Regions from separate parts of the Homo sapiens genome. Here region 2 is linked to region 1. Evidence: read pairs that join two places in POLR2A ChIA-PET (ENCODE). Cell type or tissue: CD4-positive, alpha-beta T cell. All regions are shown on one strand. Links, peaks and the distances in the headings refer to the core of each region. The heading gives the core; the rest is flanking DNA.

Region 1 (10,024 bases), core at 757-8,756:
AACATTTTTTCTTGTACTTATTGGCCATTTTGTATATCTTTGGGAAAATGTCTATTCAAATACTTTGTCCATTTTTAAATTGTTTGTTGTTGTTGAATTGTGGGTGTTCTTTATATATTCTGGATATTAACTCTTTATCAGATGTATAATATGCAGATATTTTCTCTTTTTCCATGATTTGCCTTAATTTTCATGTTTTTTCTTTTGTTTCCTAAGCTTTTGGTGTCATATCTGAGAAATCAACCAAACCAATGTCATGAAGCTTTCTCCTATGTTTTCTTCTAAGAGTTTTATAGTTTTAGGTCTTACATTTTATTCTGAGTTAATTTTTATATATGGTGTGAGGTAAGGGTCCAGCTTCCTTCTTTTGCATGTAAAAATCCAGTTTTCCCATCACCAGTTATTGAGAAGTCTGTCCTTTCCCCATTGAATTGCCTTGGCATCTATGTTGAAAACCATTTAACCATGTATGTCAGAGTTTATTTCTGGGCTGTCTGTTCTATCCCAGTGGTCTATATGTCTGTTTTTATGTCAGTGCCACACTGTTTTTATTGCTTTGTAGTAACTTGAAATTAGGAAGTGTGAGACCTGCAACCTTGTTCTTTTTCAAGATTGTTTTGACTATTATGGGTTTCTTGAGATCCCATAGGAATTTTAAGATAGATTTTTCTATTTCTAGAAAAAAATGTCACTGGGATTTTGATAGGTAGCTAATGTCTACCTTTTGAATACCTCTTATAAAATTCATCTCAAGGGGCATCTCCTTTGTGAAGCCTGTTGTAAACTACTATATAGAATTAACTGTTTTTTTATTTTGTCCCCTAAGCATTTCTAACATCTATCACACTTCGTTAAACTTACTTGTTTCTTTTTACTAGACTGAAGAATTGCCATGTGTATTAGTTTTCTGTTGCTGCATAACACATTGCCACAATTTTTCCAGCTTAAAACAATGCTCATTTATTATCTCACAGTTTCTGTGATCAAGAGTCTGGGCACAGCTTAGTTGTCTCCTCTGTTCAGGGTCTCACAGGACTGCAACTGAAGTGTTGGTTGGGGCCATAGTTTCATCTGAGGCTCAGGACCATCTTGCAAGCTTATATGGCTGTTGGCAGAATTTGTTTCATTATAGCTGTGTAACACATAGCAGCTTACCTTTCCAAGGTCAGCAAGAGAGCATCTGATCTCAGGGAGAGCTCCAGTCTATCTGTTAAGGGCTTTGCATCTGATTAAATCAGGCTTACCTGGAATAATGTCTCTGTCTCTCAATTTCAGCTTTTATTTTAGATAGAAGGGGTACATGTGCAGGATTGTTACATGGGTATATTGCACCCAGGTAGAGAGAGTATAGTACCCAATAGGTAGTTTTTCAGCCCATCCCCCACTCCCTCCTCTCTCTAGTAGTCTGCAGAGTCTGTTGTTCCCATGTTTATGGCCATGTGTAAATCAATAGATAATTCCTTAACATGATAAATTACATGCATCACAGCCCTAAAGTCTAAATCCCTTTCTTAAGGTGTAACACTAGAGGCATTACTACCAAAATAGGGAACTAGACAAGGATTCTCTCTGTTGCCTCTGCTATTTAACATAGTATTAGTGATCATTAGCCAGTAACATTAAACAAGAGAAAGTATTTGAGACTTAGAAATTGGAGCAATGGTTTTTTTAATGCCAAGTGTATAATTATATGTCTGTAAAGCCCGTGAAAGTTGATGGGAAAACTATGACAGACAATTTAGCAAAGTTACAGATATAAGATTGATATGCAAAAATCAATGTTCTTTATATATATAAACAAATTCCAACTGAATGATGTAATTAAAGAGAAGACACCTCTTCAGTAGCAACAACAAAGATAACGTAGAGGTTAAATGAGTAAAATTTACACAAGGAATTTAAACCCTTTAAAAAACACAGAAGTCGACTCGAACAGAGCCTTTTTTGTCAACTATGACATTTTTGAAGAATCAGCTGGCCGGGCGCGGTGGCTCTCGCCTGTAATCCCAGCACTTTGGGAGGCCAGGGTGGGCAGATCACGAGGTCAGGAGATCGAGACCAACCTGGCTAACACAGTGAAACCCTGTCTCTACTTAAAAAAAAAAAAAAAAATACAAAAAATTAGCTGGGCATGGTGGTGGGCACCTGTAGTCCCAGCTACTTGAGAGGCTGAGGCAGGAGAATGGCATGAACCCAGGAGGTGGAGCTTGCAGTGAGCTGAGATCGTGCCACTGCACTCCAGCCTGGGCAACAGAGTGAGACTCCGTCTAAAAAAAAAAAAAACAGCAACATGTCAATGCTTTTTGTGTTTATTTATAAAAGTTTTAAAATATTCAAATAAAAATACCAGTAGGTCCTTTTATTCTGAGGAGGAAGTAGTAAAAATTGATTTTAAAGTTTATAAGGAAAAAACAAACAGGAGGAATAGCCAAGTAAATCCTGGAAAAGAAGATGTAAAATATAAAGCCTTTGTAATGAACATAATGAGATACCTGAAAGAGCAAGAAGACTAATGGAGCAGATTAGGAGGTCCAGAGATGGGTTTATATATATATAGTGGCTTACTAATGATAAAGACAGCACCTCAAATCAGTGGAAAAAAGATGGCTTCCCTAAAAACTGGATAGCCATTTGGAAAAAGATAAATTTAGAGCTCTATGTTATACTATATACCCGGAAACATTTCAAATGGGTTAGTGTTTTAAAAGTAAAACATGAAACCATGCTAGTATTAAAAGAAGGCATGGCTGAAATATTTACGGTAGCATGAGAATATTAAGGGGTAGCTGTGGCTCAAAACTAGAAAATCAGTAAGAGAAAAGATTAATGAATTAAGCTACATTTTTAAAAAGAAGAATTTTGGCATAAGAAGAAAGCATCATAAGGAAAGTCACAAGACACAATAAATTAGAGTAAGTATTGGCCACTTAGATCATGAAGGACTAACATTTCTAATATAAAGAGAGCTTCTAAAAATAAAAATGTAATTTAATTAAGAGACTAACTTCCTGATAGAAAACTGGGTAAAAGTATAAGTTTATTTAAGTTACAGGAAAAGAAATACAAATTTAATGTGATTAATTAATTTATTTTTAAAGACACATTCAGTGTCATGATCGGACTATAACATTTAGCAATCAACAGCATGGATGCAAAAAATAAAATCTTATATTAAAACCCTTCAGTGGACTGTTTTACACTTTCCACAGAACATAAACTAAGATAACCTGTTATTAATTGTTACATAATTAATCACAAATATAGTTTTCATGTTTTTTGCCCATATACACAAATACTGTCTAAAACATGTCTTCTTTGTAGCAGCTAGGCCCTGCCACCACTGTGCTTGGCTGAATTCACAAATCCGTTGTAACCTGTAGTTTCCCTGTCACTTCTCTGGCTCTTCTCTCCTGCTAAACTTTATTTCCTAGCAGTAATTAAAATCTGCTACTGCCATAGCTTCTGCAGCTATTGGAACTGCCACAGCCACCTTGGTTTCATAGTTTAGAAAAGAATTTGCCTCCACCACCATAGGGGCCAGATCTTCTGCCACCAAAGTTTCCTTCCTTCATGGGTTCAGAATTTGAAGACTGTTGTAATTGCCAAGATCATTGTAGCTTTCAGCACCTCCAAATTTGCTTCCATTATTACAAAATCCATTTTAACCATCCCACTGCCACCATATCCACCACCACCAGAGCTACCACCAAAGCCACCATGACCACTAAAGTTTCCACCACAACCAAAATTGCCATTCCCACCAAAACCACCTCCACAACCACCACCAAAGTTTCCAGAAGCACTTCACCCTTTTCGGCTAGATGAAGCACTAGGCATCTCTTGATTTGACACAGCTTCCCTAATTTCACAATTGTGGCCATTCACAGTATGGTATTTCAGAATGACAGTCTTATCCACAGTCATGCTTACAAAGGCAAAGCCTTTTTTCTTGCCATTGCCTTGGTCAGTCATGATTTCAATCACTTCAGTTTTTCCATACTGTTTAAAATAATCTCTTAGGTGATGTTCTTCAGTATACTCTTTAATGCCAGCAACAAATATCTTTTTCACAGTTAAGTGGGCACTGGTCTCTGAGAGTCTTCTCTTGAGACAGCTCTCTTTGGTTCCACAACTCTTCCATCCACCTTGTGTAGCTTTGCATTCATGACTGCATCTACCTCCTCCACAGTGGCATACGTGACAAACCCAAAGCCCCTGGAGTGGCATACGTGACAAACCCAAGGCCCCTGGAGTGCCTGGTGTTTGGATCTCCCATTACCACACACTCTGTGAGTGTTCCCCATTGCTCGGAATGGCTCCTCAGATCTTCCTCAGCTTTGTTTCAAAGCCAACCCTCCAATGAAAATGAAGAGCTTCCACAGCCATTCGGGCTCTTTAGAAAACTGACTGCGACGTGACGGCAGTGGGAAGAGAGATTTTAACAATGCCTCCTTGACGGCATCCTCTGGCAGGAAGCACAAACAACTTTTAGAAGAGTAGTTTAGCTCAACGTATAAGGAAGAAATAGAAATTAAAACTGCATTGAGACACCACTTCTTACCCATCAGTAGATAAATGTCCAAAGGTTTGCATAATCTTTTGGCAAGGCTATGGGTAAAATAGGTACTCTCATACTTTGCTGATAGGAATGAGAATAGTATTAACTCAGAGGAATTGGGCAATGTCTAGCAAAATTAAATATGCATATACCTTTAATTAAGCAATCACACTTTTGGGAATATATCCCAAAGGCAAATTTGCAAAAAATATAAAAGAACATATCTGTAAAGTCATTCTTTGTGCCTTTATTTGTAATAGCAAAAGATTGGAAAGAACACAAATGGCCATCTCTATGGAAAAAACACTCAAAGTGCTTTTTCTGTTCTCTCACCCAGCAACAATCAACACAGTAGACTTCTGTGAAATGTGTGGGGTTTTTTCCCCAGACACCAAGCAAGTGTTAACCTGAAATAATCGAAAGAATCAGAGTCTAGCTTTATTCAAGTGAAAAGCTGAGAATGGCCATCTGGGAAACACAAACTCCAGAGAAATGGAGTCTGTGCTCCCAAATTAAAAGTTAAGTTCTTGCTTATACAGGCAGAAAACAAATGTATTAGGGTTATAGCATTTTCTATGCAAGGCTGGTTTATGAGTTATAACAATCTAATGAGTTACAGCTTGCTTTCATTTCCTTTTCAATTTAAAAGAGTGTTTTTAACATTTCATCTTAGACATGATAGTCTGTGTATGAAAAAAGTAAAAGGGCAGTTAATCTACAGTGAAGAGAGAATGGGGCTGCCTAGGTGCCCTTTAATCATTTACAACATTTTATAAAACTATGTGGGTAAGAGAGAAGGCAAATCTAATCAGAGAAACAGTGGTTACAGTTCCCTGTTACGTGACTGAGGTCCTATAATCACATTCCTTTAAGGCTCAAAATGTTTTGAAGTTCCAACAGCTTAGATTTTGAATTACTTATTTTCACACAATCAGTTCTCCAGCAGACAGTAGCTGAGTATCCTCTAATTCAGTTCAATTCTGACACTGCCTGGAGACAGTGTGAGATCTCACAGGTTGAGGGATCCCACTTCTGATGCCATTTGCAAACCCCAGGTTAGTTTGCCTGTGCTTCTGACTGACCGGCTATAAACTGGGGATCCCACAACCCCCTCCTTGGATTCGATTAATTTACTAAAGCAGCTCACAGAACTCAGGGAAGCATGTTTACTAGCGTATTATAAAGGACATAACAAAGGATACAGAGGAAGAGATGCATGGGGTGAGGTATGGGGGAAGGATAGAGCTTCCATGTCATTTCTAGGTGAGCCACACTCCAGGAAACTTCATGTCTTCAGCTATCTGGAAGCTTCCCAAACCCTGTCCTTTTGGGTTTTTATGGAGGCTTCATTACATAGGCATGATTGATTAATTGGCCATTGGTGATCAACTTAACCTTCAGCCGCTCTCCCTATCTGGATCTTTCTAATCATGCCTTGATCTTTCTGCATGACCAGCCCACATCCTGAAGCTACCTACAGGCTGCCAGCCATCAGTCAACTCATTAGAAAGACATCACTTTAGAGAGTCCAAGGATTTTAAGAGCTGTATATCAGGAAATGGGTCAAAGACCAAATATGTATTTTGTAATATTACATCATCAGTAAAGCAGTTCTGTGCAACCTTAAAAAGGAGAATAAAGATGATCTTTATGTGGTAATGTGGTATGATTTTCAAGAATATTATTAAGAAAACAAGATAGCACTTAATATGTAGCACATGATATATAGGTTTATAGCATAAACTATATAAAAGCACTGCTACCTTTTATATAAGAAGAAGAGACATGCATATAATCTAAATGTTTTCATATAATTTTGAAAAGAAACACTGGAAGAATAAATCAAAAGCAAATATAGTTACCTTTTCGGCAGAGGAAAGGGATTAGAAGTGAGACTTTGAATTTTCATTTTATTTTATTTATATATTTTTTCGAGACAGGGTCTGGCTCTGTCACCCAGGCTAGAGTGAGGGCAGTGGCACAGTCTCTGCAGCATCTGCCTCCTGGCCTCAAGCCATCCTCCTACTTCAGCCTCCCAAGTAGCTAGGACTACAGGTGCACACCACCACGCCTGGCTAATTTTTGTAGAGATGGGGTTTTGCCATGTTGTCCAGGCTGGTCTCAAACTCCTGGACTCAAGAAATCCACCCTCCTCAGTCTCCCAAAGTGCTGGGATTATAGGTGTGAGACACCATACCCAGACAGAATATGTTTTTAAAATATTTTTGACTTTGGAATCATCCACATATTTAGCCCTTCAAAGAAAAGTAAGTCAAAAACGTGAAAAGCATATTGAGATTTTTTAACTTACTAGCTGCAAAAAGAAAAAAAAATTGGCTCCTTTTGGTTCTTTAGTTTTTTTATTTATTTATTTTTTATTTTGTTATACTTTAAGTTCTAGGGTACATGTGCACAATTTGCAGGTTTGTTAAATAGGTATGCATGTGCCATGTTGGTTTGCTGCACCCATCAACTCCTCATTTACATTAGGTATTTCTCCTAATGCTATCCCTCCCCCCACCCCCTACTCCCCGGTGTATATGTGCCACAATTTCTTAATACAGTCTATCATTGATGGACATTTGGGTTGGTTCCAAGTCTGCTATTGTGAATAGTGCCACAATAAACATACGTGTGCATGTGTCTTTATAGTAGCATGATTTATAATCCTTTGTGGGATCACTGGGTCAAGTGGTATTTCTAGTTCTAGATCCTTGAGGAATCGCCACAGTCTTCCACAATGGTTGAACTAATTTACACTCCCACCAACAGTGTAAAAGCGTTCCTATTTCTCCACAACCTCTCCAACATCTGTTGTTTCCTGACTTTTTAATGATCGCCATTCTAACTGGCATGAGATGGTATCTCATTGTGGTTGTGATTTGCATTTCTCTGATGGCCAGTGATGATGAGCATTTTTTCATGTGTCCGTTGGCTGCATAAATGTCTTCTTTTGAGAAATGTCTGTTCATATCCTTCTCCCACTTTTTGATGGGGTTGTTTTTTTCTTGTAAATTTGTTTTAAGTTCTTTGTAGATTCTGGATATTAGCCCTTTGTCAGATGGGTAGATTGCAAAAATTTTCTCCCATTCTGTAGGTTGCCTGTTCACTCTGACGGTAGTTTCTTTTGCTGTGCAGAAGCTCTTTAGTTTAATTAGATCTCATTTGTCTCTTTTGGCTTTTGTTGCCATTGCTTTTGGTGTTTTAGTCATGAAGTCCTTGCCCATGCTTATGTCCTGAATGGTATTGCCTAGGTTTTCTTCTAGGGGTTTTATGGTTTTAGGTCTAACATTTAAGTCTTTAATCCATCTTGAATTAATTTTTGTATAAGGTGTAAGGAAAGGATCCAGTTTCAGCTTTCTACATATGGCTAGCCAGTTTTCCCAGCACCATTTATTAAATAGGGAATCCTTTCCCCATTTCTTGTTTTTTTCAGGTTTGTCAAAGATCAGATGGTTGTAGATGTGTGGTATTATTTCTGGGGCCTCTGTTCTGTTCCATTGGTCTATATCTCTGTTTTGGTACCAGTAGCATGCTATTTTGGTTACTGTAGCCTCATAGTATAGTTTGAAGTCAGGTAACGTGATGCCTCCAGCTTTGTTCTTTTTGCTTAGGATTGTCTTGGCAATGCGGGCTCTTTTTTGGTTCCATATGGACTTTCAAGTAGTTTTTTCCAATTCTGTGAAGACAGTCCTTGGTAGCTTGATGGGAATGGTATTGAATCTATAAATTACCTTGGGCAGTATGGCCATTTTCATGATATTGATTCTTCCTATCCACAAGCATGAAATGTTCTTCTATTCATTTGTGTCCTCTTATTTCATTGAGCAGTGGTTTGTAGTTCTCCTTGAAGAGGTCCTTCACATCCCCTGTAAGTTGGATTCCTAGGTATTTTATTCTCTTTGAAGCAATTGTGAATGGAAGTTCACTCATGATTTGGCTCTCTCTTTGTCTGTTATCGGTGTATAGGAATGCTTGTGATTTTTGCACATTGATTTTGTATCCTGAGACTTTGCTGAAGTTGCTTATCAGCTTAAGGAGATTTTGGGCTGAGATGATGGGAGTTTTCTAAATATACATTCATGTCATCTGCAAACAGGGACAATTTGACTTCCTCTTTTCCTAATTGAATACCGTTTCTTTCTTTCTCTTGCCTGATTGCCCTGGCCAGAACTTCCAACACTATGTTGAACAGGAGTGGTGAGAGGGGGTATCCTTGTCTTGTGCCGGTTTTCAAAGGAAATGCTTCCAGTTTTTGCCCATTTAGTATGATATTGGCTGTGGGTTTGTGATAAATAGCTTTTATTATTTTGAGATAGATTCCATCAATCCCTAGTTTGAGAGTTTTTAAGCATTAAGTCCTGTTGAATTTTGTCAAAGGCCTTTTCTGCATCTTTTGAGATAATCATGTGGTTTTTGTAGTTGGTTCAGTTTATGTGATGGATTACGTTTATTGATTTGCATATGTTGAACCAGCCTTGCATCCCAGAGATGAAGCCCACTTGATCATGGTGGATAAGCTTTTTGATGTGCTGCTGGATTTGGTTTGCCAGTATTTTATTGAGGATTTTTGCATCGATGTTCATTAAAGATATTGTTCCAAAATTTTCTTTTTTTTGTAGTGTCTCTGCCGGGCTTTGGTATCTGCATGATGCTGGCCTCATAAAATGAGTTAGGGAGGATGCCCTCTTTTTCTATTGATTGGAATAGTTTCAGAAGGAATGGTACCAGCTCTTCTTTGTACCTCTGGTAGAATTCAGCTGTGAATCTGTCTGGTCCTGGACTTTTTTTGGTTGGTAGGCTGTTAATTATTGCCTCAATTTCAGAGCTTGTTACTGGTCTATTCAGAGATTCAACTTCTTCCTCGTTTAGTCTTGGGAGGGTGTATGTGTCAAGGAATTTATCCATTTCTTCTAGATTTTCTAGTTTATTTGCATAGAGGAATTTCTTGCCTTCTGCTAGCTTTTGTATTTGTTTGCTCTTGGTTTTCTAGTTATTTTAATTGTGATATTAGGGTATTGATTTTAGATCTTTCCAGATTTCTCTTGTGAGCCTTTAGTGCTATAATTTTCCCACTGCACACTGCTTTAAATGTGTCCCAGAGATTCTGGTACATTGTGTCGTTGTTTTCATTGGTTTCTAAGAACATCTTTATTTCTGCCTTCATTTCATTATTTACCCAGTAGTCATTCAGGAACAGGTTGTTCAGTTTCCATGTACTTGTGTGGTTTTGAGTGAGTTTCTTAATCCTGAGTTCTAATTTGATTGCACTGTGATCTGAGAGTTTGTTGTGATTTCTGTTCTTTTACATTTGCTGAGGAGTGCTTTACTTCCAATTATGTGGTCAATTTTAGAATAAGTGTGATGTGGTGCTGAGAAGAATGTATATTCTGTTGATTTGGGGTGGAGAGTTCTGTAGATGTCTGTTAATTTCGCTTAGTGCAGAGTTGAGTTCAAGTCCTGGAC
Region 2 (10,024 bases), core at 590-8,589, 320 kb after region 1:
TTTCATTTAATCCTTAGAATCACCATTGTGTGTAGCAAGAAACCGAGGCTCAAGGAAGTTTTTAAAAACTGTGTTCAAGGATACAGAACTAGTAATTGGCAGAACAGGGACTTGAATCTAGGTTTCATTGGCCCTAAAGACCATTCCACAAAAGAAAATCATTATGAACAGAAATGTAGGTTTTTGAGTAAAGATTTTATGTAAATTGAATTATCCTATAATAACCTTGAACATGAAATTCAAAACTTAGTTTATGATGACTGGTCTAAAAGCTATCACTTTGAAGGGAAGAATGGGGAACTCCTTTTCAGAGATGATTAATGCTTGATGCAATTCTATTAGAAGTGCTGACTAATGGTCTGATGACTACTTATTTTGATCTTGGTGTTGGTAAAGAGAACTTTACATGCCAGGAAATGGAAAAAAAAATACAGATTTTAACCACTTAAAATTGCTAACAGTGAAGGTCTCCATATTATTTTGGTTCCAGCTTCTTTTTTTTCCCCCTAGGCTAATTTCACCACTTCCTCCTCCATTCTTGAGTTTTAAAAATGTCTTTTGAGAGACAGAGTCTTGCTGTGTTGGCTAGGCAGGTCTCAAACTCCTGGCTCCAGTGATCCTCCAGCATCAGCCTCCCAAAGCACTGGGATTACAGGCATGAGCTATGCCTGGCCTCTGTTTTGTTCTTGCAGGCTAAATTATTTTCCCCTGTTCTGTTTAGATTATTCTTAATTTAAAATATCATATTTAATTTTCCATTTTAAAGCATCTGCTACCATCTATCCTTATTTTCTCCCTTTTCTTGTTCATATTTTTTCTCTGTCTCTGGCTTTGTTTTGTGCATTCTTGCTCATAGTGCTCTGCCCCATTAGGTTACCGAAAATAAAATGTACTGGAATTCTAATCTCTAAAATCCTGGCCATCACAACTAGGATTCTTTGGAGTTTGCTTTCAACTTCTGTGCAAGGATGGACAATTCATTCATCAGTCACAGTTGTGCCATTGTGGCATTTGGAGGTGGTGTACAGAGCCCTGCTGTTTTTTTTTTATTCTCTGAGGTTTTGCTAAATGATAATGGGTGGGTCAAGGAAAAACCTGATTAAGCACTCACTAAAGAAAAAAAAATGTGAGTGACTGAGTGTGTGGGCATGAACATGTATGTGTGTTTTCCTGTGTGTGTATGGTGGGGGGTATCTTCGAGAATGTAGAGAGATGAATTCTCCCTAAAGAATGTATAGGTATTTGATATGAAGTACTCCTCAGCATCCTCTGGAATCAAAGTGAACTTTCTCTCAGATTAAAATGATGATTCAGAGTGGTTATGGGGCTGGCATTTTAAGAATTAGAGAGGAGAAAGGAATAAAAGAAGGAGTGTCTTCAAAGAATTATATAAACTAAACTAAAGCTTATTTAATCTCTTTCATCTCACACTGACATATCCTTCTTCCTTGTGATTTCCTTGATTGGTTTGTCTCTAAGGGAAAATGAAGAGGATTCTTTTAGAGCTTCCTATCTCATAATAAAGAAAGATTTCACAGGTTCCTGTTTCAGAGGATGGGGATACATCCTTTTATCTTAAAAGAGAACAATGTTAGTTCCTAGAGTTTCTATCATTTTGAAATAGAGTTTTTTTTTTTTTTTTTTTTTTTTTTTTTGCCCTTGTGCTGCTGTGACTTTCAGGAAACTTTTCACTGGTGATATCAGAGGCACTTTGAAGAAATGATCCTTGCTAATCCATTTGATTAGTGTGCAATACTGCAGCTATTGATGGGCATAAGGTATTAATAATAATCAATTTCTATATGTCATATTTATTAACTGTTAAATTTTAAGAAATTGTTTGTATAAACATAGGGATATCCTTGACTCACATAGCCTCTGTATCTCTGTACATGTCATTTGACTCATGGGTCCCATGAAGAACAACGTGTGCAGGTGATCCTTAAGCGTTTAAAGCAATCACGATATCAGCCTGAGGTGACAGGCGGTGGTGCACAGATCTCAGATGGTGGCTGAGACTATTCACTCTCAAGATCCACCAAGCAGAAAAGTGAGATGTCCAGGCAAATCTGCTTCTGGTCCTTTCCCCAAGTATTCTGCTTTATACTCTTTGGAAGAAATACCATTTCCCCCTGCCACAGTTGCCTAGAAAAAGAAAAAAAAAGAGAAAAGGAAAAAGAATGCAGTGAATATGCCGACCTTTGTAGACAAAGAAGCGGTCACCAACCCACTTGGAAAAGGACGTGCATTCTGAGTCATTTTTCTAGTTGTGATCAAGGCCTAGCTTTAACCATTGTGCCTCCCATTCCTGAGGTCCAGCCCTGCCCTTGGTCAATAATGGCCCTTTGGATTAAAATAGAGGAAAATCAACTAACTGGTGGAGGTAATTGGATCCAAATAACTGCAGGGAAAATCAGTAATCAGGAACAGGGATGCGGAGCAGATAAAAAAGCTAGGAAATAAAAGACAACAATTTAGTTTCTGATTGAGTCTTCTTGTACTTTTACTTTTTTTTCTTTTTAATTCAAATTAGGGTCTTATTTTAAGAGTTTAAGTAGCTTTCAGAAAGAAAAGTTTAGAATTATTAAAAAAAAGTTTAGAATTAAAAAGAGTATTCTTTTCCTGTTACGTAAAACAAGCGTAACTAGTTGTTCAGGAAAATACTCCCTAGGAAACTATGGCGAAATAGCACAATATCCAAAAGATCAGCCAATAGGGTAGTCAGAAAGCCTCCTTGACGAATCAGGAAACATGATAATAGTGGGTTTCTGTCCCTTTTTTGTTCACCTGGATTACTCTTTTTAAAACATCACCTTTAGGGATGTGTTGCCAGCCCTCTTCCTTCAGCTGTGATCTCCAAAGGAAACAGGGAGGTTTAATAGGAACTGTGGGATGCCAACATTCAGATCATTTTCAACTTCAAGAGAGGGAAATCAGGACAAAGATTTCCAACAATTTTAACAATATGCCTGTTATTGTCAGCAGGCTTAAAAACGAATCATATGGTTTTCAGAGTTTAGCAGGCAGGCTAACTCCCTAAGAAGAAACTCAGTTTATAGAAGACAAAGGGTAGGGTTAAAAAAAAAAAGCAGTTATTCGGTTGTCGGGTAACTTCCTGATTGGAATAAGATAGACAAGTTGTGAAAACATACTTGGTTCCTCTGAGCACACTTTTACAATCTCTCTTGGGCTCAGACTTGATAAGAGAGAAAAGGTGAAGTTTTATTTCTTGTACACAGAGACGTTGTAGAGTGGAAAACGAGACCATTAAGAGTGTGGAGGAGGCATTTATTGCCTTCTTTCTGACAGCAAGCAGTCACAGGATGGAACTGCTTCTGGCATTCAAGCAGTTAAGAGACTTCTGAGGTCAAAGCCACAAACCCTGAAGTAATGGGAAGCCATGCATATGCTCTCTGAAGCCCGGGAGCTTCTTTTAGAAGAGAACAGGAATTAGATTAAGCTAATGTTGCTGAACACATGAAATTTGTTGTTAGCAAATTACGGAGCTCAGGAAATTATCAGCTTCTACAGGGCATTCCAAACTTAGCCCCAAAACCATGGCAAGTGTTAAAGAGCAGAGAAAAGCTTCAGTCAGGCTAGAGCAAAGAACTCCCAAACCTCATGTCTGATACAATTATAGGCTGCAAATGGGGAGGAGGAACCATGGAATCTGCATGTAAATGGCAAAGTCTACCAGCAACCTGATATTGGCTCTAAAATTAACTTTTATTTACATAAGCAATGCATATAGAAAAATGAATAACTACTGCTAAAATCTAAAAAATGTAACCTTCATTTTCAATATCCAGAGTTAACATTATAACTGGCACATAATAATCACTTAAGAGATGTTAGCCATTTAAAAGTGTATATTTGTATATATATGTATATCTGTTTTTGTTTGTTTGTTTGTTTGTTTTGAGACAGAATCTCGATCTGTTGCCAGGCTGGAGTGCAGTGGTGTGATCTCAGCTCACTGAAACCTCCGCCTCCCAGGTTCAAGCGATTCTCCTGCCTCAGCCTCCCAAGTAGCTGGGACTACAGGTGTGCGCCACCACACCCAGCTAATTTTTGTATTTTTAGTAGAGAGAGGTTTCACCATGTTGGCCAGGATGTTCTTGATCTCCTGACCTCAAGTGATCCACTCACCTTGGCCTCCCAAAGTGCTGGGATTACAGGTGTGGGCCACCGTGCCAGGCCCTCTTTTGTTTTTTTTTTTTTGAGAGGCAGGGTCTCTCTCTGTTGCCCAGGCTGGAGTGTGGTGGCACAATCATAGCTCATAGCAATCTTGAACTCCTGGGTTCAAATGATCTTCCTGCCTCAGTCTCCTGAGTAGCTGGGGCTACAGGTGCATGCCACCAAGACTGAATACTTTTTAAATTTTTTGTAGAGAAGGGATCTTGCTATGTTACCCAGGCTGGTCACAAACTCCTAGCCTCAAGCTATCCTCCCCCCTCAGCCTCCTAAAGTGTTGGGATTACAGGTGTAAACCACCACACCCAGCCTATATCCACTTAAAAAATCTACTTTCCTTGCTGAGCAATATATTGGGAATATTTTTTCATGTCAAGAAATGTATCTTGTGTCTGGGTACTGTGGTTCACACCTATAATCCCAGCACTTTAGGAGGCCAATGCAAGAGAATTACTTGAGGCCAGGGGTTCAATACCAGCCTGGGCAACACAGTAAGATCGTGTCTCTAATTAAAAAAAAAAAGATAAAAAAGAAAAAAATTAGCCTGAATGGTAGTCCCAGGTACATAGGAGGCTGAGGCAGGAGGCTGTCTTGAGCGTAGGAAGCCTAGGCTGCAGTAAGCCATGTTCACACCATTGTACTCCAGCCTGGGTGACAGAGCAAGACCCTTTCTCAAGAAACAAACAGAAAACAAAAAAGAAATATATTTTGCTTTATTTTCTTTGTTTTACCACTAATATCTGTATGCTTTTATGACATAAGACAGAATATTGACTATCTTTGCTCTATCTGTAAATCAACAGACCTCATCTATAAATTCAGTGAAATCTCCTCTAGTGGGGAAGGAGATCATAAAAACAACAGAGCCTTAAAGGGCAAACAAAATATTGCAGAGATTGAATGTGCATGTATTTATAGGAATATATGCACAGATATGAATGAAAGAAATGACCATCCATTTTGAGCCTAGAAAAGGGAGATGAGCCCCTCCCTTCCTTACCATACACCCTGCCCCCTCTCTCCAGATGCGCTCTTGCTGGATGGGTCATTCCAGGATTTCCTGATTATAATGAGGAAGCACAGCTGATCACGCCAGTAAGTTCAGATTGAGATCTCATCACCTTTTGACCTTCAGCCCCACCCTTTGTTTACCAGTCTGAAAGCTGGCACACATGACTGTAAATGGAAGTAAAAAGAAAGAAGGCAAAAAACTGAAGTGACATGTGCCAAGTGGCTGTCAGCTCTTCAGAGCCACACCTTGTTTCTCTCTTCCTGTGTAATGATGAGAACCAGAGCCTTGAGCCATCATAGTTTAGGATGGAGACAGATCTGCAATGCATAAAACAGAGCCTACCCAAGACTACTATATTTCTTTGAGAAAATAAAAGGCATCAGTTGGGAATTTCTTCATTCTCCACCATCAAATCAACAATCTTGCCTGCATCTCTCCCCATCTTCTTTTGTCATAGTTTTGTGCTTACCAAAGGCTATCCTCTCCAATTCTGTCCTGGGACTGAGTTGTTCTATCAACCAAATATTGTCCCTATTTCTTCTCTTATTTTTTCTCCACCATCATTCGTCTCTTTCCCCAACTACAAACACACTCTAATAGATACCAAATTAAGAAGCAAGCATAAATAAACAAAAAGACCTAGAATCCTCTGTAAACCCTTATTTCCCTTCAGCTACCACCTCCCCCCATTTTTATGTTCCCTTGTACAGTAAAACTAAAAAAGTTGTATAAATATGTATGCTGTCTTCACTGCCTGAACTCCATTTCATCCTTCAACACACTGTAATCTGGCTTCTGTGTATTGCATTTGCTAAAATAATTTTTGCTCAAAATTACCAGTGGACTTCATATTGACAAAACAATGGACATGTTTTTTGTCTTTTATTTGTTAGCCCTTCAGTATTATTCCACTTGGTAGATAATTCTATCTTTTCTGACTTCAGTTACACTTTGTTCTCCTGGATTTTCTCCTAGCATGCTGATTGCTCTTTCTCCATCTCTTTTTGCCAGCTGTCCTCTAACTGACTTCTACTGGTTTGGTTTGATTTAGGGCTAGGTTCTGGATGCTCTTCTCTTTACTCTCCATATTTTCTCCCTAATGATCTCATCCGTATTCATGGCATGAGTTAGTGTCTATATGCTGCTGATTCCTGTTATGGAGATTGTGGTACACCACCCAGAGACTCCCTCTAAGACTAAGGCATTCATTTTCCCAACTGTTGAGAGTATTGACTGTTGGCAGCTCACAAGGATTCCCTCCTTGAGCATTGTCCTCGGTTTAAGATTATATATCCCTTTTTCTTTTTCTACTTCTCTCTTTCTTTCCTTTTTTTTTTTTTTTTAAACAGGGTCTCACTCTTTTTTAGACAGGGTCACCCAGGCTGGAGTGCAGCGGTGCCATCTCAGCTCTGTGCAAACTCTGCCTCCAGGGTTCGACTGATTCTGGTGCCTCAGCCTTTTGAGTAGCTGGGACTACAGGCATGTGTCACCATGCCCAGATTATTTTTGTATTTTTAGTAGAGATGGGGTTTCACCATGTTGGCCAGGCTGGTCTCGAACTCCTGGCCTTAAATGATCTCTGCTCTCTTCAGCCTCCTGATGTTCTGGGATTACAGGCATGAGCCACGGCAACCGGCTTTATATCCCTTTTTGATGGGCAGCCTGCATTCAATGCTGGTTGAAGCAAGAGTACAAACTCTGGTACAAAGAGTACAAGAGTTCAGGACAACTCTGAAGGGTCATGCCAGTTCCAGAGCTCCCTGGATTTGCTGAGGACTCTGTTACAACTGCATCACACTTCAACTTCTCCCTCCGCCCAATCATGCTTTTTTACTCTCTTACAGACATTGTTTCTAAGGACATTCCTGTAGTAGATACTGTGATCCATTGCCCAAATGTCCCTTCAGGAACAAGGAGTTAATAGCTATGGTGCTGGGAATCTTGGGCAAACATATTCAGAGATAAGGCCTCTTCAGGGCAGCTAACACCTAATGACTGATCCAGTAGGGGTACAAAGGCACCACTCTCTCACCTCAACTTGGGATAGCACTGAAGGATCATCTTAATTCAGAAGTCCCTGCCCCAAAAAAAGGACACATTGTCTAATTTGATTCATCTCCAGAGACACAGTGTCATCATGGTCCTCCTTCTGCCCCCGTGAGATTGGAGTTTGATGAGGCCAGGTAACAAATAAATGCCTGTGTAAATTCTAGCTACGGTGGGTCCATAGACACCCCCAGTGATCCTTTCTCAAATCTCTAAGTGCATAACTAGGATTGACATACTGGCAGTCAGAGGAACCCCACTTTGTATCATTGACCTGTGGGGAAGGCCATATCATAGTGGAGAAGGCCAAGTGGAAACCTCTTGAAACCGTCCATACACCCCTTCCCCCAGCCAAGGCAGCAAATGGAGAAAAATTGCACCCTGGAGTAGAGGAATAGCAGAGATTAATGCTACTATTAAAGATCTAAAAATGCAGGGATGGTGGTCACTACTCACTCTCATATCCTCATTTAGCAGCACCAGTCTGGATCCTGCAGAAACTGGGTGATTCTGGAGAATAACAGCAGAAAACCACAGCTCAAACAAGTGATAGCCCCAGTTGTAGCTACTGTGCTGGATGTGGTTTTATTGCTAGATAAATGAGATAAAATAGGTTAATGAGATTTCAGGTACGTGGTGTGTGGTCATTGATTTGGGAAATGGATTCTTTTCTATTCCAATTAGAAAGAAGATTAGAGATAATTTGCATTCATGTGATGTGAGTAATATTCAACTGCAGCTTTGATCCAGGGCTATGCTGACCCTCTTCCTTTTACCACAATATAATCTGAAGATATTTGGATCTTCTTGAAATTTCGCTACAAGTCATATTGATTCATTCCATCAATGACATTATGCCGACTGGATAATACTCTAGAAGACTTCATAAGACACTTGCAAGATAAACACTATGAAGATTTATTGACCTCTCACTTTGATGTAGTTTGTATGGATCTAGTAGTCTGGGGAACATTGGACTATCCCCTTCAAATTAAGAGGCACATCTTGCATCCCTTATCACAAAGAAGGAAGCTCAGTGTGTGACAGGCATCTTTCATTTGTGGGTGTATAAGATAACACACTATACACCTAGAAGTACCACTAGCTTTGAGTGAGGCCCAGAGCAGGAAAAAGCTGTCCACTAAAGCAAGGCTGTGGTGCAAGCAGTTCTGTCATTCGGGCCCATGACTGACCCCAAATTTGCTGGAAATGTCAGAGGTGGGACTTACCAAATCACAAATTAGAGCAGGCCCAGCTGCTGTTCATCATAATAGTTTTTCCGAGGTTAAGCCCAAGTATGACCAGAGGGCATGAGTATACAGTACATCACTCTCCGTAGTTGCACAAGTGTTTATTTCCCAGCTTACACCTATGGCCACATAAGGGGTCTCATACGACCAGCTGATAGAGGAGGAAAAAGCATGATCTTGGTTTGTCAATGATTGGTCTCAGTATGTGTGTGCAAGCTGACTATAAACAGTGACTGTATTATAGGTACAATCCGAGTTGGCCTTGAAAGTGGAGAGTGAAATTTCCAATGGGCAGACCTGTTGTAAGTATACTGAGTCATCCACTTTTTGTGAAAGAAGTCGCCTGAAACAAAAATATATGAAAAATCCTAGATAGTGGAAAATGGCCTAACTGTCTGTTAAGGGGGCTGGAAGGAAAAGGACTAGAAGACTGAAGACAAGGAAGTCTCAGGTAGATATATGGAGGCAGAGGAAATATGAAAGTGGGCATAAAGTGTAAAGATTTTTGTATCACACGTTAACCCTCACTTGCACACATCCACCAGCAAAGAGGCACTGAGCAACCAATTATTTAACATTATTTGGACAGTTGATGTTAGCTAGTCTTTGTCATTGGCCACCCTGCAACCAGCACAAGAAATGCTATAGTGGCAGATATGGAAGCTACGTATAGGTCAACAGCATGGACTTTTTACCAGGTTCGATATAGCTATTGCCTCTTTTGAATATTCAAACTTTCAGTGGCGTAGACCAATGTGCCTACCACTAATATGGCAATATATGGCACTGATCCTCCAGGAAGACAACCCGTAACTTGGTGGCAAGTCAGCTACTTTGGGCCCCTTCTATCCAAGTAGTTGATTTGCCACCAAATCAACTATTAAATTCTGGAACGGTCAGAATTTCATTCTCACAGAGATAAATACTGGTTCCAGGAATGCAAAATCTCAGCTAGTACCACTCTCTAGGGGGCTTACAGAATTACTGACATCTAGGCCTGGACTCTCACAAACACAGCATTTGAGCAGGGAACCCACTTCAAAGAAGGAGGCACAGGAGTGAGCCCATGAATATGTTTTTTTCTCTCATACCGCATCATCCAGAAGTAGCTGATCTCATAGACCCAGATAGTTTCAATGATGAATTCTATCAAATATTTAAGGTAGAAATAGTATAAATTTTTTTTTTTTTTTTTTTTTTTTTTAGTGGAGATGACTTCTCACTCTGTTGCCCAGGCTGGAGTGCAGTGGCACTGATCATAGCTCACTGCAGCCTCAAACTCCTGAGCTTAAGGGATCCCCCGTCTCAGCCTCCTAAGTACCTGGTACTATAGACGTGTGCTACCACACCATGCTAACTTTTTAAAAATTATTATTATTATTATTTTGGAGACAGAGTCTTGCTCTGTTGCCCAGGTTGGGATGCAGTGGTGAGATCTCGGCTCACTTCAACCCCGCCTACCGGGTTCAAGCAATTCTCATGCCTCAGCCTCCCAAGTAGTTGAGATTACACATGTGCACCA

The links. ChIA-PET counts read pairs that join two places held together with the same protein. Peaks named below come from ENCODE experiments on the same cell type or tissue, not always from the same donor. Only the 100,000 strongest peaks of a DNase experiment are listed, where the experiment ranks them.
Region 2: POLR2A ChIA-PET joins it to region 1 with 5 read pairs; 2 of 35 experiments call an interaction of 5 or more read pairs at or near these places.

What each region holds. Positions count from the first base shown.
Region 1 is chr1:100,937,579-100,947,602 of GRCh38, forward strand. All of the region lies in intron 8 of SLC30A7 (solute carrier family 30 member 7), which reads left to right. It also overlaps the pseudogene HNRNPA1P68. Among named protein-coding and RNA genes, the nearest start is that of SLC30A7, 47 kb to the left of the region's middle. In CD4-positive, alpha-beta T cell, for the core only: no CTCF peak of the experiment used is centred there; no DNase peak of the experiment used is centred there; H3K27ac peaks cover 1,003 bases.
Region 2 is chr1:101,259,548-101,269,571 of GRCh38, forward strand. No RefSeq gene overlaps it. Among named protein-coding and RNA genes, the nearest start is that of S1PR1, 28 kb to the left of the region's middle. RefSeq lists an enhancer at 1-1,011. In CD4-positive, alpha-beta T cell, for the core only: no CTCF peak of the experiment used is centred there; DNase peaks (open chromatin) are centred at 3,364 and 5,394; H3K4me3 peaks cover 931 bases; H3K27ac peaks cover 3,336 bases.